Linked DNA regions of Homo sapiens: region 2 is linked to region 1. A link is a contact called in ENCODE Hi-C or POLR2A ChIA-PET data. All regions are on one chromosome and are shown on one strand. Each heading gives the region's core, a stretch centred on a gene start or an enhancer-like site at or near the end of the contact. The rest is flanking DNA. Distances are from core to core; before and after follow the strand shown.

Region 1 (5,854 bases), core at 1,753-4,252:
AATACAGTTGGATATAGAATTCTAGTTTGCAAATAATTTTTTCTAAAAATTTAGTTGCTCTCTGTGTCTTAGCTTCCAGTGCTGCTGAGGAGAAGTACAATCTTGTTCTGATTTCCAATCCTTAGAATATAATTTTTTATCCTCTCTGGAAACTTCTAGGATCTTCTATCTATTCCTAGGATTCTGAAATTTTATGATGATTACATGTGTTAAACATCCACCCGGGTGTGGCGGCTCACGCCTGTAATCCAGCACTTTGGGAAATCAAGGTGGGTGAATCACTTGAGGACAAGAGTTTGAGGCCAGCTAGCCAAACATGGTGAAATCCCATCTCTACGAAAAATACAAAAATTAGCAGGGTGCGGTGGCAGGTGCCTGTAAACCTAGCTACTCGGGTGGCTGACGCATGAGAATCACTTGAACCCAGGAGGCAGAGGCTGCAGTGAGCCGAGACTGCGTCACTGCATTCCAGCCTGGGTGACAGAGCAAGACTCCATCTGAAGAAGAAGAAGAAAGAAGAAGAAGAAGGAGAAGGAAGAAAGAAGAAGAAATAAATTACCAGACAGGGAAAGGAAAAGAGCAAAAAAAAAGTCCACAAACTCAGTTCCTAAGAATAGTTCCCGTTCCTACCAAAGTAGAAAAACCACATAATTCACTTTGGGTATGGGGTAAGGAACTTTGAAGGGTACTGTCTTAGTAGTGGGATACAATTAACCCTACATAAATGACTGAATTGGTTCCACCTAAAAAAAATCAAAACCCAAAAGAACAAAATTGTTTTTCAAGTAAGTAAATTTTACAAAGTCTAGCATCTTGTTAAAAAAAAAAAAATTTCCAGGCATGCAAGAAGCAGGAAATTATGAACTGTAATGAAGAGAAAAATCAATCAATAGAAACTATGCCAGAAATAGCATAGATCATAGAATTAGTAGACAAGGATATTAAAACTGTCATTATAATTGTAGTCTATGTGTTTAAGAAGCTGCAGAAAAGTTGAGCATGTTAAGACATAAAAGATGTAAGACACACACCCACACCCAAATCAAACTGGTAGAGGCAACAACTACAATGTTTTATATGAAGAATGAACTGGACAGGATTTCAATATTAGATATTGAAAAAAGATTAATGAATATGAAAACATAGCAATTATCCAAAAGGAAACATAAAGAAAATCTTGAAAAAAAAATGAACAGAGCGTCACTGAGCTGTGAGACAATGCCAGTTAGTTCAATATACATGTATATTATGTACATGCACATGACTCCAATAGTCACACCAAAGGAGAGGAGCAAGAGAATGGAAAGAAAAAATATTTGAAGAAATAAGGGCAATGTTTGCATTTGTCTTGCTCTACCTGGTATTCCTATCAAGGCACCTGGTATATATTAGGTGTTTAATAAACATTTCTTGAACACATTTGCAGCAAAAAAAAATGACAACGAGTAAGAGATAAGCACCTGAGTGTTACTGCAACGTATTTAGGCCATCAGAGGACAAAAAAGGGGAATAATATGGAGAAAAGGCTTGGTAGAAGTGGCATGCCTTCAGCAGGGACCCACGAAATGGGTTCAACTGAGTGTGTACAAAGTTTGGAGACTAGGAAGGGATGAAGAAGGGCATTCCACACAAGAACAACACAAATGAAGATTTGGAGCCTGGCACAGTGGCCCACGCCTGTAATCCCAGCACTTCGGGAGGCCAAAGCAGGAGGACTGCTTGAGCTCAGGAGTTTGAGACCAGCCTGGGCAACATAGCAAGACCCCCATCTCTACTAAAAATTTAAAAATTTGCCAGGCATGGTGGTGCTTGCCTGTAGTCCTCGCTACTGGCAAGACTGAGACAGGAGGCTCTCTTGAGCTGTGATTGCACCACTGCACTCCAGTCTGGACAACAGAGAGAAACTCTGTCTCTAAAACAAACAAAAAGACTTGGAATCAGGAATAAATATGGTTGAAACTATACTATCTGGACTGAAGTGGTGGTTGCACTTAGTGGTAATGAGAAATGAAGTTAGTTGGATGAGTTAGGGTCAGAGTATGCAAGGCTTTAGAAATAGGAAACAGGAGAGAAACCATTGAAAGTTTCTGAACAGAACTTGTGATGATGAAATCAGAATTCAAGGGGAGAAAAAGGAGCATAGTGGTGGCATCCATGATGGATTTGGAGAAGAAAATACTAAAGGTGAATGGAAAGGGTGGACCAGGGGCAAACAGGTTATTAAAACAGTCCCATCATGAAGTGTTGAAATGCTGGATGTAAACACACCTACCACAGTATCAGTACAGACTAAGGGCTTGGATAAATGTTAGTCAAATCCAAGTACTAAAATTCTTCTTGGTTCGCGAAAATTTCAGAAGTGGCTCAAAAATCTGTAATGCATTAAGAATATTATTTGCTTCACAATATTTCATTTACTTAAGATTTTATAAGAATCAGCTGCTTATAAAATTGTTACTTTGTGGTGCACCAAAGCACCTTGTTCTCTCCCTCACCCAGATATGTTTCATGCTCTTTGTACTTTCCACCCCTTAACAGATTTGGAGGGAAGATTCAAGCCGTGGATTTTTAAATTTAAAGCAATGCTGTCACAAATTGAGAACTGACAACATGTCATTACACATTTAATTGCCACCGAATCCCAGAGTTTAAAAATTGTAAGGACCTAAGAGATAGGACCTCTCGTTGTACAGATGCGGAAACTGAGGCTGAGAGAGGGTAAGTGAACAGTCCCAGGTCACAGAGCTGCTAATGGGCAAGGTGGGACTAGAATCCAGGCTTGACTCCTCTACGCTGAGCCAAGGGTTCGAAGCGATTGGGATAAGGGAAGCCTGAGGCAGGGAACGAGAGTCAGGAAAGCAGCTCTTCCCAACCCTAGGAGGCCGGGGGACCTCGTCACCGCGGAAGGAGCGGAGCCAGGCCGACCTAAAAAGCCGCAAGTCCAGGTACCCTTACCCTGATGGCCGCGGCGACACACTCGGCCACCTTCCTGATCTCGCGATACTAGCCGGTACTCACTTTTCCGGCTTCCCCTAGGCCCCGCCCCCCCACCTCAGCCCTTCTGTCGTCATTTCCTGTGGGTCTGTAGGTTAAGGGAGAAGATGGCGGCGCTAGGGGAACCCGTGCGGCTGGAGAGAGGTGAGTGCAGCCGAGGCTCGGCGGAGGTGGGCGGAAGGGTTGGGGGAGTGCTGTGTCGCTGGAGGGGAGGAGGAGTGACCCAGGCTCTGAGATCCGGGCCACGCTGTCCCTTGTGCCGGCGCCAGAGGCCGCCGTTGTCTCTGTGCCTGGCTCTAGGAAGGGCGCTTACGGTATTTTGTCTGTTAACCGTAAGCCCTCCTCTGTTCACACGGACTGTTCCAAGGCACAGCACAACTAAACACAACCTGCCCGCTTCGCAGACACACGCCGCACACGCGCTCCCTTGGTGAGCACAGCAGAAGCAGCATTCGGAGACCCGTACACCCGAAAAGCAAACGTCACACACCCGGTTCGCACAGACTACACTCATTGCCTGTACAGCACGAGAACGGACACACGGTACAATTCAACAGAACCTCCTTTCCCCGCTGTTTGCACACAAACTCCTTCATTACTTTCTCCACAACCTCGCTTGTATTCGGGTTGGGGTATTTGCTAGCTTTTGTGCCCCTCCTAGAAATGGAGAGGTTGCTTTAAAAACAATCCTACTGACTTGGTCTTGGGAAGGAGGTTACGTAAGTAAGCCGAATAGTGGTAGATGCTAAAACACTTGCAGGTGCAGTGTTTTTCATTTCTTACAAACCCTACAATTGCAAACTGGTTGGCTGATTGCTTCCTAGAGCAGACTGTCAAGGAAAATAAAACCACCTCTGCTGAGTAATTAGAGATAGAGAAGCCTACGAAAATAACTGGCTATGCGCCTACCATGATTTCCAGCATTCCAGCGTTTCCAGTCCTTTTACAGATTTCCAGCATTCCACTCTGTCCCTAAGTCCTTTATTTCAAACAATTTCAAGCATGCTTTTCATACACCAGCATTAGAAATCATTGATAGGAATTGAGAAGTACAAATAAACATTTTGAGTACTGGTGGTAAAAAAAAATGTATATGTAGGATGGAGACTGAAATTATATTGCACATATTAACATTTGCAATTAGTCTAAATATTACTATTGTTCCCTAAGAAAACACATTTTTAGAATTACTGTACTTAGAAAAACCTCTTTCCTAATGCCTTCCCACAAACAAATGTGCACTTAATGTTGCTGATTTGCTCTTTACCGTGTTCACCATTTGGAAGCCTCACTGTAAATGAGATTGTTTCCGTTAAGCCTATTAAAGCATCATTTTAGAGGACTAGCTACTCTGGGAAGACTTGCCGAGTTAGGCCTAAGTCTCTGACATCTTCCTCTTGAGCACAGTGGCACTGTGTTTTATAGATGGGAGCAAATCTGTTTGGTGTTAACAGGAGTAAGTTTTTTCTTTGAAAGCTAGTTAAGATTCTAACGTATTGGTCTTTTGTGTTTTTGTTGTTGCTGTTTGGAGACGTAGTCTTGCTCTGTCGCCCAGGCTGGAGTGCAGTGGCGCGATCTCGGCTCACTGCAACCTCTGCCTCCCGGGTTCAAGCAATTCTCCTGCCTCAGCCTCCCGAGTAGCTGGGACTGCAGGCGAACGCCGCCAAACCCGGCTGTTTTTTGTATTTTAGTAGAGACGGGGTTTCACCGTGTTGCCCAGGCTGGTCTCGAACTCTTGAGCTTAGGAAGTCCGCCCGCCTCGGCTTCCCAAAGTGCTAGGATTACAGGCGTGAGCCACTGCACCCGGCCGGTCTTTGTATTTTTAAATGCAACACAAAATGTGGAACTTCTGTGGCATTTAGTTTTGATAGTCTTGGCTTTGTTTTTTGCTGTTACAGATTTCTTTTCTGTTCTTCAGTAGAAGACTCCACCTCTTAGTAGGATGAATTACAGTCAGCCCTCCATATCCATGGGTTCCATATTTCAACCAACTGCAGATTGAAAATACTCAGAAAAAAATCGTGTCTGTATAGAACATGTACAGACATTTTTTTCTTGTCCTTATTCCCTAAACAATGTGATATAACAACTGTTTACGTAGCGTCAGATATTGTAAGTAATCTAGAGATTATTTAAAGTATAGAGGGGGGATATGCATAGGTTTTATGCCAATACTATATCATTTTATATCAGAGACTTGAGCATCTGCAGATCTTGATATCTGTGGTATCTGAAGAAGGTCCTAATGAATCCCCCACTGTTACCAAGACAGCTGTACTAGTGGTTGCCATTTAGCAGGGTAAGAAAGTCAGATTACATCACCTCTGATTCTTGTTTAGAATTCTAACAGACTCTATTAACAAACACTCCCAACGATCCTAAAGTAGAAAATCCTACAGTACAATTACAATACAGTGCCTGATCACATATGATGATTTAGAGTGCCTTCTAAATCATCAAACTATGATTTAATGAAACACAAATTTGAGCACATAGTAGGTACATTTTAGATTTAGTCAAAAGCATTTTACTTTTTTCCATTTTTTTCTTCACTGGAAATTTTTATATGGCTTATATATTATAACTTTATAAATCAAAATAATTGATGAACCAACAGTCCCCATGTATCGGTCATTCTGGTGATGGGAAATCAGAATGGTGAAGGTCTATTTGCTTCCATTGCATTTGATTAACTTTTTAAGTTTAAGCTTTCTTTACCTCAAATTTAAAAATCTGCTTTCTGGCCAGGCGCAGTGGCTCACGCCTGTAATCCCAGCACTTTGGGAGGCCGAGGCAAGCAGATCACTTGAGGTCAGGAGTTTGAGACTAGCCTGGCCAACATGGTGAAACCCTGTCTCTA
Region 2 (6,692 bases), core at 2,740-5,239, 4.6 Mb before region 1:
AGATCATTATCTACCACATTTACCCTTTAAGATTGTATTTTCCTGTTAATTGAGCATAATGTCACGGTCTTCTTATTTTTACTCAAAATGTTTTAATGCATTTGTTTCACATCCATCATTTTTTTTGTCTTGAATTTTTCATTAGTTCCTTTAACATTCAATTTCTGAACACTGATTTAGAATTTTTTGCTTGTTATATATTGTGCTTCTTGAGACATGTTGGATTTTCTTGTCATTTTGACACTCATTTACCACAATGAACTTCCTGTGAGAACACTGTGGCAAAGAAATTGTTCTCTCTGACAGTAGATGATTTTCATTATTTTTATTTTCCTCACTTTGGGAGCCCAATGCATGCACATTGAAATGTGAAGTAGCAGTGATCTGCAGCCAAGTGGGTCTAGGCTTTTTCCTAATTTGAACTCTTGCCAGCTCGTTATATTTGCTTCTTAGATTTAGAGCTAGGCAACTTTGTTTGGAAATATCATTTTTAATATTAGTATATTGCCAAGTGGCAAGATAAACATAGCATGGGGTAAAGGCTTATTTTGATATTTGCTCAACCTCGCATCTTGCTAGAGTTGAGTTCTGAGAAATTTTTCTTATTACCTACAGCATTTGTCCTTTAAAATAAAGCCAAATATACTAAGAAGCAACATAAAGCTAAACAAAGGAAAAACTCAGTATTCTCCAGGTCATGGTTCTTCAAAATATGAGATTGTCAGAAAACATTCCTTCCCATTTTTGTCTTACCTCCAATATTTTTGGAAGCAAAACAGTTTATATGTTTCAAATAAATTTATTTATCTATGGGGTCATCTCCTCTAGGTTTGGAAGTACTTGAAAAACCTAGACCTAAAGTTATACGTAAATAGAAAATGGGACCAGTTCACAGGTATAGCCATGCAGAATAATAGGTAACTGAGGCAGAAATCTACCCAGGGAGTATGGTGTTTCTTTATGGTGAAGAACCCTAAGTTTCATCAATAACCTCAAAGCCTGGAAGGAGTTGGTGGAGGCACCTGGTTTTGCTATAGGTGCCATTGCTACCAAATACTGACCTTGGTGAGAGCTGGAAGCCAGTAAGCCAGGAAAGGTCCAGGTATCTGTCCTTTAAGCCCTTCCCTGAATATCTCTGGAAGCCACAACTTTCATTTCCATTGTTGCCACTCAGCTCAGTTCTCAATATTTCAATAGTCTCCTAACAGGTGTCTCTGCCCCTACATATGACTTCACTAATCCATTTCCTAGAGTGCTGATCTTGAAATAAAAAGATGGTCATGCCACTCCCTCCCCAGAACAGAATAGCTTCCCGCTGTCTTAGGATAAAATCCAGTTCCTATGTGATTTGGCCCAGCCACCTGCTCCTGCCTCATCTGCTATCTTGCTCCCTTCCAGTCCTGTGGTCTAGCCACAGGGCCTCACTGGTTTCGGTTTCTCAGAAGCTCTTTGCTCCCACCTACCTCTGTCTAGGTTAGGCTCTTTTGTTATTGCATTTCATACAACCATATACAGTTGTCCCTCAGTTTCAGCAGCGGATTGGTTCCAGGATGCCCTGTGGACACCAAAATCCAAGGGCGCTCAAGTGCCTGATATAAAATGCCACAGTATTTGCATATAACCTATGCAGATCCTCGTGTGTATTTTAAATCATCCCTAGGTTACTTATCATACCTAATATAATGTAAATGCTACAAAAATAATTATACTGTTTTTAAAAATTTTTATTATTTTAATTTTTTTCTTCTTTTTTTTTTCCTGGATATATTCTATTTGAAGTTGGTTGAATCTGAAGATGCAGAAATGGCAGATACGGAGAGCCAAATGTATATAAACTTCCTGCAGAACACTCACATTTAATTTGTGATGGAGTATTCAATATTGTCTCTCTTTGATTAGTGTAGGGTCAAGAGAAGAGAACCTTTTATCATGGTGGTATCACCAGCACCAAACCCAAGGATAATGTTAATGTATTAGTCCATTTTGCATTGCTCTAAAGGAATACCTGAGACTGGGTAATTTTTTAAATAAAAGAGGTTTATTTGGCTCATGGTTTTGCAGGCTGTACAAGAAGCATGGTGCCAGCATCTGCTTCTGGTGAGGATCTCAGGAAACTTTCATTCATGGTGGAAGGTGAAGGGGAAGCAGGCATCACATGGCAAGAGAGGGAGCAAGAAGATAGAGCAAGAGGTGCCAGGCTCTTTAAACAACCAGCTTTCGTGTGAACTAATAGACTGAGAACTCACTCATTACTGTGGGAAATTCATGAGGGATCCGCCTCATGACCCAGACACCTCCCATTAAGCCCAGTCTCCAACTTTGGGGGTCACATTTCAGCGTGATATTTGGAGGGGACAGACATCCAAACTACATCAGTTAAAATGGTAAAATTTAAGTCGAAGTCTAGATTGATTTACCAGTTTCTGTTGAGGAGTTGAGGAGATCTTAGCTCCACTAATTGATTATGCTTGAATCATTGCCACCAAGAGACCAAGCAAGATTTCTGTTGTACCTCTTGAGTAAATTCCTGTTATGACAATGCAGTAAAAATTAGTTACGTTCTATAATATTTACTATGCAAATTTCATTGGCTTAATCTTCCTCTGGCTCAATGGCTGAACAGGTCCTCTCTCCCCTTTGAAGCATCCCTCAGCTTTTCCTGGAGGTTTCTACAGTGTAACAGTTGCCACCTCTCATCCCTCTGGGTCTTTCCCTCTTGCCCGGCTCCCTGGTTTTGATGTCTGTGACACTGGACACCACCTGAAGGAATAACACAGTGGCCTTCATTGACAATCACCACTATCCACACCCTAGGTGGTTACCAGGGTCCTGATATAAGCAGTCTTCTTAAATAAGGGAAAAGTCTGGCCCAAAGGTAAATGTAGGTCTCCACCCATAGAGACCAAAACCATTTGCAAATTTTGAAAAACAAGCAAACGACAACAATAACCACAAAAATCTTTAGGGTCCAGAAATTAGCCAGGACATAAAAAATATGCATTGTCTTATTTCATTGCCACAAAAATCCAATCAAGTCTGTGTTATTATTTCCATTTTACAGATAAGAAAAACTGGCCGAGCACGGTGGCTCAAGCTTGTAATCCTAGCACTTTGGGAGGCTAAGGCAGGTGGATCACCTGAGGTCAGGAGTTCAAGACCAGCCTGGCCAACATGGCGAAACCTCATCTCTACTAAAAATACAAAGATTAGCCAGGCGTGGTGGCAGGCACCTGTAATCCCAGCTACTTGGGAGGCTCAGGCAGGAGAATCGCTTGAACCCAAGGGGTGGAGGTTAGAGTGAGCTGAGATTGCGCAACTTTACTCCAGCCTGGGCAAAAGAGCAAAACTCCGTCTCAAAAAAGAAAAGAAAAAAGAAAAGAAAAAAGGAAAAAAAAAAGAGATAAGAAAAACTGAGGCTCTGGGACATTGAGTGACTTATTGAGATCACACAGCAGCAGGGCCATGAATCAAATTCAGATCTAATGACCTTAATTAAGCTTTTAGACAGTATTCTGTACTGCATGATGACAGTAATAGAAATGGTTGGTATGTCATTTATTTCTATTAGTCTTCCTGGGCCCTATATACCTGAATAATTCTGTGATGACAATATTAAAATAGGCTTGATTGAAGATAAATTATTTTCATAAAGATACACAGAGTACATTCTTAAGTGCTAGTTTCATCTTAATCTTTTAAATTTATACGTGTTCCCATTTAAGGTATTTTCTATTTCTTTTTATTTTTTTTCTTTAAAGAACTTTTTTTAGAGACAATGTTTCATTGTGTCATCCAGGCTTGAGTGCAGTGACACAATCATGACTCACTGCAGCCTTGAACTCCTGGGCTCAAGTGATCCTCCCACCTCAGCCTCTCAAAGCGCTGGGATTACAGGCATGAGCCACCATACCCAGCCTCTATTTCTTAATGTGGGTATTTATCCTTGTAACCACATAATCTGCTACCACCACACAGTCAGAGGCTTCTTTGTGTGGGGTCCCAAGGCCTGAATTGCCCTTCAGCTGCCCGTGCGATGCTCCTTGAGGACTCTGCACAGTCTCAGGTTCATGTGGCCAAGCCCGTGTTTATTCTGATTTGAGGGGAGTGTGGGAGTGGACTTCCTGCCAGAATCCTGCCCTGATATTCCAGGTAACTGACCACAAGCCATGGCCCTTTCTATGCTATTTATAGTGAGTGACAAAAATAGCCTCACCCCTCTGAAAGGCATACCTGTGCCATCTGCCCACTGGCTTCCTACAACCTGACAGGCACTTTCTCTCCTGACCTCAGGAGGAGGCAGGACTGTGTCCTCACACAGACCCAGGAGCACTGGGTCCCTCATGTGCACACTTCCTGCTCCAGAGGGACCCAGGGCTTCAGAAGGCACCAAAGCAGGGCTTCAGCTCAGGGGTCCAGGCAGAACCTAGTTATGGATGCAAGGAAGGAGGCGGGAACTTGGGGAAAGGGGAGAAGATAAGACCAAGTCCCATTGTTGGAGCTAGATACAAAGTCAGGCTGGGATCATGGGCACTGCTGGTCTGATTCTGAGCCATGGTTGCCTCGGAGACTCATTGGTCCTCAAGTTTGGGCTGGGGTTGAGTCTGGGGGTGGGAAGGTTAATGAACCCAGCTGAAGGGGCTGGCAGGAGATCCAGAGCGTAGACCTCACCTGTCTTTCTCTCTTTTTCTTTCTCTTTTTCTTTTTCTCTCTCTCTTCTTTCCCTCCCTCCCTCCCTCCTTTCCTTCCTTCCTTTCTTTCTTCCTTCCTTCCTTCCTTCCTTCCTTCCTTCCTTCCTTCCTTCCTTCCTTCCTTTCTGCCTTCCTTCCTTCCTTCTTTCCTTCCTTCCTTCTTTCCTTCCTTCGATAGAGTCTTGCTCAGTCACCCTGGCTAGAGCTCAGTGGGGTGATCATAGCTTACTGCAACCTTCAACTCGTGGGCTCAAGTGATCCTCCTGCTTCAGCCTCCTGAGTAGCTGGGACTACAGGCACATGCTAGGCTAATTTTTAAATTTTTTTTGTAGAGATGGGGTCTCGCCCTGTTGCTCAGGCTGGTCTCAAACTCCTGGGCTCAAGCTACTCTCCCACCTCGGCCTCCCAAAGTGCTGGGATTATAGATGTGAATCACTATGGTGGGCCCCAATCCTGCCCCTTTCTGGCTGTGTGACTGTGAGCAACTGATTTCATCTCTCTAAGCTGTTTCCCTATCTGAGGGGGTAGCGCTAGACAAGAATGTCTTATGCTCATGTGTGTACATCAGAATCACCTGGGGAGGTTGTAAAAATAAGGATGCCTGGACCCCTCCATGTGGGTTGATTCTGAAGGCCTGGGAGGATGATGCTGGGATCTGTAGGTTTGCCTGTTTCCCTAGGAGATTCTGATCCATGTCAGTGTAGAAAGCCCCTGTCCCAGATGATCCCCAAGGCATCTGTCTTTCAACCCTAACATTCCCTTATTCTAGCGTACACTAAATCAGGGATAAGAAAGCATGAAGATAAGAATTCGCTTCCTATGACAATTAGGCAGCATCAGAATCAGACACTTTATCAGTCACTTGTTATATCCCAGGAAACCCACTGGGAACTTATATTCAGAGCCAATTTTCTGTGTAGAAGGCTGAAACTCTGGCCTCAAGTTCATCATCCCCTCCTATCTTCTCTCCTGGGCAGTGTCTTTCTCCCTCATGGTTTGATGGCCATCTATCTCAGAAGTCACAAACTGGAGGCTCACAAGGCAAACCACAAGGCCCACAGGGCAGGCCACACTGAGTTTTATTCACTCTGCCCAGTATTTTTTAAAGTCTGAATCTGTCTGGTGTCTGGTGTCAGACTGGTATTTGCTGGCCAGTGCACCACAGGCCCACCACAACAACTGGGTCACACCCAGCCAGCTTCAACTCTTTACATTGCCTGTCCGGACCCTGAGTTTAGACCTAATTCAGTCTCTCAACTCCCGTCTCCAGCCCAAACCTCTCTTCTGATCTTCAGGCCCATCTATCCAATTACCTCCTGGTGAGATCATCCAGTTTGTGTGCTTAAAGGAAGGCCTGGCCTGTAGTACATATAGTACAGGGCTAAATAAATGTGAGTTAGTGACATTATTATTCCTGATGCTCACCTCTTCTTAGAATCTCACAGGCACCCAGCTCAGCCTCTTCAAAATGTCACTTCATTTTTTTTTTTTTTTTTTGAGACAGGGTCTCTCTGTATCACCTAGGCTGGAGTCCAGTGGCACAATCACAGCTCACTGCCTCCTTGACCTCCCAGGCTCAATTGATCCTCCCACCTCAGCCTCCCAAGTAACTGGGACTACCCAGCTAATTTCTGGTTGTTTTTTTTTTGTAGAGACAGATCTCGTCATGTTGCCCAGGCTGGTCTCGAACTCCTGGGCTCAAGCCATCTGCCCAAAGTGCTTGGCCCTCTGCTCAAAGCCACTGTGCCCAGCCAAAAGTTCACTTCAACTTGACTCCCTCCTCATCTTCACCCCAAGCCTCCCCTCCACCAATGAAATCATCAGCAAGATGCCTGAGACCGGAAGTCATCCTGGGCTCCTTCCTCTCCTTCACTCTAGTGTATCCCCAGACCTTCTGTAAAATCTCGCCTGAATCCATCCAGTTTTTTCCATCTCTTCTAGTCCAAGCCACCATTGTCTTTGCCAGGACTGTGGTAGAGGCCTAACTGCTCTCCCTGCAGATAT

What was found. Hi-C counts contacts between places; a loop is a spot of excess contacts on that map. ChIA-PET counts read pairs that join two places held with the same protein, here RNA polymerase II (POLR2A).
Region 2: a loop to region 1 is called in a map of posterior vena cava, with 28 times the contacts of the local background. The contact joins the enhancer-like site here to the promoter of BDNF-AS in region 1. A Hi-C loop is called at or near these places in 1 of 168 maps with a recorded cell type or tissue (posterior vena cava). POLR2A ChIA-PET finds 5 or more read pairs at or near these places in 1 of 52 experiments (GM12878).

What each region holds. Positions count from the first base shown.
Region 1 is chr11:27,504,000-27,509,853 of GRCh38, reverse strand. It overlaps BDNF-AS (BDNF antisense RNA), which reads right to left and starts at 3,002. Exons shown (of 7, transcript NR_033315.1): 1 at 2,956-3,002. LIN7C (lin-7 cell polarity scaffold C) reads left to right here and starts at 3,085. Exons shown (of 5, transcript NM_018362.4): 1 at 3,085-3,138. The coding sequence starts at 3,102. RefSeq lists enhancers at 2,679-2,968, 3,039-3,168, 2,325-3,524.
Region 2 is chr11:32,115,953-32,122,644 of GRCh38, reverse strand. It overlaps the pseudogene THEM7P. Among named protein-coding and RNA genes, the nearest start is that of SNORA88, 25 kb to the left of the region's middle. Within about 2 kb of position 3,989, at least 4 of the 41 ENCODE cell types and tissues checked have a DNase peak (open chromatin) inside an H3K27ac peak, as active enhancers do.